Linked DNA regions of Homo sapiens: region 2 is linked to region 1. The links are chromatin loops, found by intact Hi-C in ENCODE. Cell type or tissue: CD4-positive, alpha-beta T cell. All regions are shown on one strand. Each heading gives the region's core, and the rest is flanking DNA. Links, peaks and the distances in the headings are about the cores only. Region 1 overlaps EPB41L1 (erythrocyte membrane protein band 4.1 like 1). Region 2 overlaps DLGAP4 (DLG associated protein 4).

Region 1 (2,904 bases), core at 194-2,693:
TGCGGGGCAGAGGTTGCGGTGAGCCGAGATCGCACCAATGCACTCTATCTAGCCTGGGCAACAAGAGCAAAACTCCATCTCAAAAAAAAAAAAAAAAAAAAAAAAAAGCACCAGATCGCAGCACTGTTAGGCCATCTCCCAACAGCCTCTACCTCCCCCAAGAGTTCTTCAAACAATGCCTGGGAGGGATGATGGACTTCTAGGGTGGTTAGAAAAGCAGGAAGGTCACTGGGTTTTTCATCTTGTGGCCACAGGATACTTCCCACAAAATTTTAATGCAAGTCGGCTATGTGACAGAAATACAGAGCTGCCCTGGTAAAGTTGGGGGTGTGGGCGGCCTTAATGCCCTGAGGTACCTCCCTCCTCACTGCCCCAACTAGAGCCCCTCGTGATACAGATATGGAAACTCAGACCTGGAGAAGCATCTTGCCCAAGGCCATACAGGGAGCAAGTGGAAAGGCAGGCCTTGAACTCAGTCTCTGACGCCAAGTTCTGTGAAGTGTGTCCTCTCCACCCTACCATGACCACCTCCACAGGGAGACATGCCCAGAACTTCTCCTGGCAGCAGGAGGGGGAAGGTTTATATGACCTTGGGCTCCTTTTCAGGTTATGACTTGGTGAGGAGTCTGTTAATCCCACCCCACAGGGAGGAGGAGTCTGTCAGATCCCATAAGATCTGAAACATTTTGAAGGCTCAAGAGAGCATCATAAACCCTCTGTCCCCACTGTGTTTTGAGAAAATCTCTCTGTCAGGGAATCAGAACCCATTAAAATAATCTTGTTCATGGGAAAGCGAGATAAAAGGAAGGGGGGAAGGTCTAGGTAAAGTCTGGGGTGGGTTTCTGAGCTTTTACTTCAGGTCATTAAGGCTTCAGGACCACAGCTCCTGAACCATCCCAAAGGGACGTGCTTTGAGAGCCTACGGAAGCTAGGTCCTTTTGCTCATTTCCTTGAGAAGCAGGTTCCTTCAGCTGCCTCCATTCCAGCTGTACTGACATCCGCCTGGCAATGATGGCCAAAGCCAGTCAATATGCCTCCTTCTGGAACATTCCTGCCCCAATTCTAACTAGCAACTAGGCTAGATAAGCAAGAGTGAGTGGCGCAGGTGCTGGCAGAGAATGAAAAGTAGACTCTGCAGGAAGAAAGGGGAAACGTATAGTGATTGTTAGTTGCTATGTGCCAGGCAATGCCAGCCCTTTGTCTGAGTTATTAAATTTAATCCAAATGGCAACTTGTGAAGCAGATATCGTTATCCTTATTTCAGAAGGCGAAACGGTATCCCAGAGGGGAGAGGCCATGCGCAAGATCACAGGCTGAGCAGCGGGGGACAAAGTAAAATGTAGGATCCTGAAGAGGAAAAGAAAACTGAACAAAAAAGAAAAAAACTTCCACGGTGCGAAGGCACGGGTAGAGCCACACACCTGGCCCGAGGGGTTGGCGTGAAAGTCGTTCTAACCCGAATCACAAGATGGGATAATCTTAGGGTAGCCCCAGGTAGCCGCAGCCCCGCAGCCATTCTTTCTGGAGCCAGGGGACCGTCGGTGCCTTGCTCAGAGCGCCCCCTGCCGTCAGGTAGGGGCACTGCAGCAAAGGAAGCTGGCAACAGGGGTGGGGAGAAACAGAGCCAGTTGGGCTCACAGCTGTCTGCACCCAAGGCACAGACAGGAAACTCTCCAGCCTGGCTGTTCTCCTGACTCCAGGCTGTTCAGGCCCCTCCTGGAGCTCTGGGTCACATTTTGGGGCCTGCCTTTTTTTTTTTTTTTTTTTTGAGACGGAGTTTTGCTCTGTCTTCCAGGCTGGAGTGCAGAGGCGTGATCTTGCCTCACTGACAGCCGCCTCCCGAGTTCAAGCGATTCTCCTGCCTCAGCCTCCCCAGTAGCTAGGATTACAGGCACGCGCCACCACGCCCAGCTTATTATTATTATTATTATTATTATTTGTATTTTTAGTAGAGACAGGGTTTCACCATTTTGGCCAGGCTGGTCTCGAACTCCTGACCTCAGGTGATCCACCCAACTCAGTCTCCCAAAGTGCTGGAATTACAGGCGTGAGCCACCATGCCCAGCCAGGCCTGCCCTTTATACGAGGAGGGGGTCCAGGGTAAGGGGCCCTCCAGAAACCATTTCCTGGGAGAAAGTGGGAAGAGAGTGAAGTGTTCTAGGGAAGGGGAGGTGTTCAAGTCTCCGAAGGGCTGGCCTGGAGGAGGATGCAGAGCGGTAGCGGGCACCAGCGGGCAGAATGAGACCTACAGGCTGCTAATTTGAAAAGGCAGATTTCAATTCAACACGAAAACTTCCCAATAGTTAATGGGCTGCCGCCAAGGACAGCAAAAGTGCCTGCTGTGGAAGAGCTGGATGGACATTTGCAGGAGAATGATGCGGGGGCGGGGTGCAGGTTGTGGGCTCTGCTCCCCAAATGGGCACCTGTCCTTGGTCACAGGAGCATCTCTGTGTCCAGGGCATCTCTCTAGCCCTGTCCTTGGTATGCTGTTGACTCTTGTCCGATTTCCCTCAAGAGAGTGTGCGGATAGTTTTGTTCTTTAGATTGAGGAAAAATTCATAGAGTAGAAGTATGACTTATGTTTTATCACTTATGTAGCTCATTTATGTCTTTCTTAAAGTTCCAGCACGTTTGCAGCAGCTAAAGAAGTTTTCTCTGAGAATGGAGAAAGGTACAGGCCCTCAGAGGAGAGCATACATCAACAGGGGAGCGGCAGATATTGGGGAAGAAAGTTCTGCCCAGATGATCGCTCAGTAGCTTCCAACCCTGATAGTCCATAAAATCCCATCAGAGGAGGGAGCACAGCCTCCTGCCTGGGCCTGGATTCTATGCCCAGCATCCATGAAGGGCCACAGGAAGTTCAAAGAGCCCTCCACTTGCTGCCGCCCTGGGCATAGAAGCAAT
Region 2 (2,904 bases), core at 111-2,610, 290 kb before region 1:
GATGGGTGTGGAGCCTCCCATCACTGTGACTGCAGGGAAGATCCCCTCTGCGAATGCCCTCTCCACTGATGTCTGAAATCCTGAAATTCTCTAGTTTCAGAGTCATTTTGGTGGTAAGGGTCCAGAAGCCAGGGGGCAGTGTGGAACCAGACTAGCCTGAGTTCAGGTCCCAGCTCTTGTCACTGACCTGTTGTATGGCCCCAGTTTCCTCCTTGTAAAATGGGTGTGATTACATAGGTTGCATTGCAGAAGCTAAGGCTGGGCCAGGCCTAGGCTTGGCATCACTCCTCATTTCTGGTACAGACACAACTGGGCCTGTGGGTAGGGTGGGGATGGGGGGGCGAGCCAAATTTCTACCACTCCCCAGCCACTGGCAGGGAGTCTGGGCTGGTTCTCTGACTGGCCCAGGGACAGTTTCCACCAAGACCTGGACGTTTGTTTAGAGCAACTCTTGAAATCTATGGCCACCAGCAGAGACAGGACTAACTCACTGAGGATTTCAGGAAAGGAATGGATTTGTTTGACCTAAAGTCCCAAACAAATGGGGTTTTTTGCCCTAGATCAGAAAACGGAAGCCAACCTCAATTTGCTCAAAATGTTTAAGGGAGTATATCTCCCTTAGGAGGGTAGCAGTTAGTATGGGGGAGCAAGAACTGGGCACTAAGCCTAGCTTAGGCTGTGTGACACCAGAGTCCTTGTTCCCATCTGTGGGGTAGGGATGACACTGTCCATGAAGAGTGTGCATGCAGCATTCACGAGGTTCTGGTGGGAAGAGGCACACCTTCTTCCCAATGGAAGACAACAGGACTGCCCACAGTCAGGGTCTGGACAAAGGACTGACCCTCCAGCCTCTCTCTCAGAGCTGCTGGGCCCAGAGTTCTACTAAGCACCCTCAGACGCCCTGAGCCCTGGCCTAGGCAGCCAGTCATCAGAGGGAAAGTAACCCAGCCAGAAAGCAAGTCCAGGCCTGATTCGGTAAGAGGAAAGTGAGCTGATCTTGGATCCTCTGTCTCCTGAGGCACACACAGGCCACAGCCAGATAAGTGGTGTTGTCTAGCATACAAGATTTTGGGGCTTCAGGGGCTCCCTGGGGGACAGGCACCCCTCAGCTCTGAGTATTGCCTCCCTGAAGCAGGGAGATGGGACCTAACCTTGTACAGGAGAGCTCTCATTTCAAATGTGTGAATGCAGGAAATATAGTGAGGAAATACCTCACCCCCACCTCTTCCAATACCTCACCCCGGCCACTTCCTCCCCCGCTGGGGCCTTCACACATACTGTTCTTCTGCCTGGAAGGCTTCCCTCAGCTACCCACAAGTTTCAGAATTTCTTCCTCTGAGAGCCTCCCGACTGCCGTCTCTTCTTCCACCTGGGAATCTCCATCAGAGCACTGACCACATCAGTCCACGGGCTTGGAGGAGTCAACTGACAGCTACAGGCCTGGGGCAATTGAGGGAACTCTGTCCTGACAAATCATGCCACATGCCAGGATTGGGGTTATGCCTCAAGCACAAAGGCTCTCAATAATTTGTTGAAAGAGAAAATAAACCTCATTATCACTACAAAAACCCTCAGTTGCCAAAAACCCAGATTATTTGGCCATATAGCAAAGGCTCCCAACACTTTAGTATCCAAGGTTCTAGGGCTCCTCCCAAACCTGAGCCCTTTTTGCTTGGTCCCTGCCCATCCATCTCAGCAGCTTCATCTCATGCCCCTCCCACCCCCTCAGCATACCCCTTCCAGCTTCAGAGAACCAAATGCACAGTGCACCATTCCCAAACACGGCACACCTCCGTGCATCCAAGCCTTTACACATGCATGGGTTTCTGCTGGAGCCCCCTTCCCCTGTTCTCCATGCTTCCTGCCAGCCCCTAAACCACAGCACGTGAAACCACCCATCCCCATGGGCTGCATGCTTGCTTCTCCTGACCCCCTCTCAGCCATGCAGGTCCCTCATGCCACAGCCCAGACACAAGCCAGTTGTGCGATGCATCCTCCGTGCAGCCTGCTCCCAGCCCCAGGTATCTAGCCCAGCCTCCCTACCTCGCAGCACCTAAGTCCTTGCTTCTTCTAGAGAAGCTTCCTTTATCTCATTATTTCTGTCTTCTACCCCAAGATTTTATCCTCCAAACTGTATTTATCAGGTCAGAATGAATTTGTTTCTGCATTTTTTTTTTTTTTGAGACAGAGTCTTGTTCTGTCGCCCAGGCTGGAGTGCAGTGGTGCGATCTTGGCTCACTGCATCCTCCACTTCCCAGGCCTCAGCCTCCTGAGTAGCTGGGATTACAGGCATGCACCACCATGCCTGGCTAATTTTTGTATTTTTTTTTTTTTTTTTTTTTAGTAGAGATGGGGTTTCACCATGTTGGTCAGGCTGGTCTTGAACTCTTGACCTCGTGATCCGCCCACCTTGGCCTCCCAAAGTGCTGGGATTACAGGCGTGAGCCACCGTGCCCGGCCTGCATTTTGTTTTTTATTGTAAAGGTTATAAGCTGGCCAAACAGAGCTTCAAATACTCAGGAGTGGCTGTGACTCCATTTCCCGAGGGATGCGGAGGACACAGCAACCTCAAGAAGCTAGCCCCCTGCATGTGTCTTGGAGGCCAGGCTGAACTTGGTCCTGAGGCCTAACACGGGCCTCATGCCTGCTGGCTCCCAGGTGCCTGAGGGGGCAAAGGAGAGGCGGTCTACACTCCTCAAGAGGAACAGGTGCCCTGGGGCCACAGACAACCTGGAAGCCATGGCTCAGGCTTTACAGCAAAGACAGTGGGGCCGGGCTCAAGGCCCCCATGAATGGATGAAGCTGACCCCAGAGAAAGGCAGACTCCCTTAACTCCCTTTGCTGGTACTGCCAAGCTAGGGAAAAGGCTCATTAGTGGAAGGGCTGAGGGCTGGTTAAGATCCC

Evidence for each region. A loop is a pair of places that touch in the nucleus more often than their neighbours do. Peaks named below come from ENCODE experiments on the same cell type or tissue, not always from the same donor. Only the 100,000 strongest peaks of a DNase experiment are listed, where the experiment ranks them.
Region 2: it touches region 1 in a loop (4-fold over the local background); 5 of 110 quality-filtered maps call a loop at or near these places.

What each region holds. Positions count from the first base shown.
Region 1 is chr20:36,201,675-36,204,578 of GRCh38, reverse strand. The region is part of intron 14 of EPB41L1 (erythrocyte membrane protein band 4.1 like 1); the gene reads right to left. Among named protein-coding and RNA genes, the nearest start is that of AAR2, 33 kb to the left of the region's middle. In CD4-positive, alpha-beta T cell, for the core only: CTCF peaks have their summits at 1,358 and 1,559 (motif pointing left); a DNase peak (open chromatin) is centred at 1,558.
Region 2 is chr20:36,490,469-36,493,372 of GRCh38, reverse strand. All of the region lies in intron 7 of DLGAP4 (DLG associated protein 4), which reads right to left. Among named protein-coding and RNA genes, the nearest start is that of MYL9, 50 kb to the left of the region's middle. In CD4-positive, alpha-beta T cell, for the core only: no CTCF peak of the experiment used is centred there; DNase peaks (open chromatin) are centred at 172 and 1,242; H3K27ac peaks cover 1,929 bases.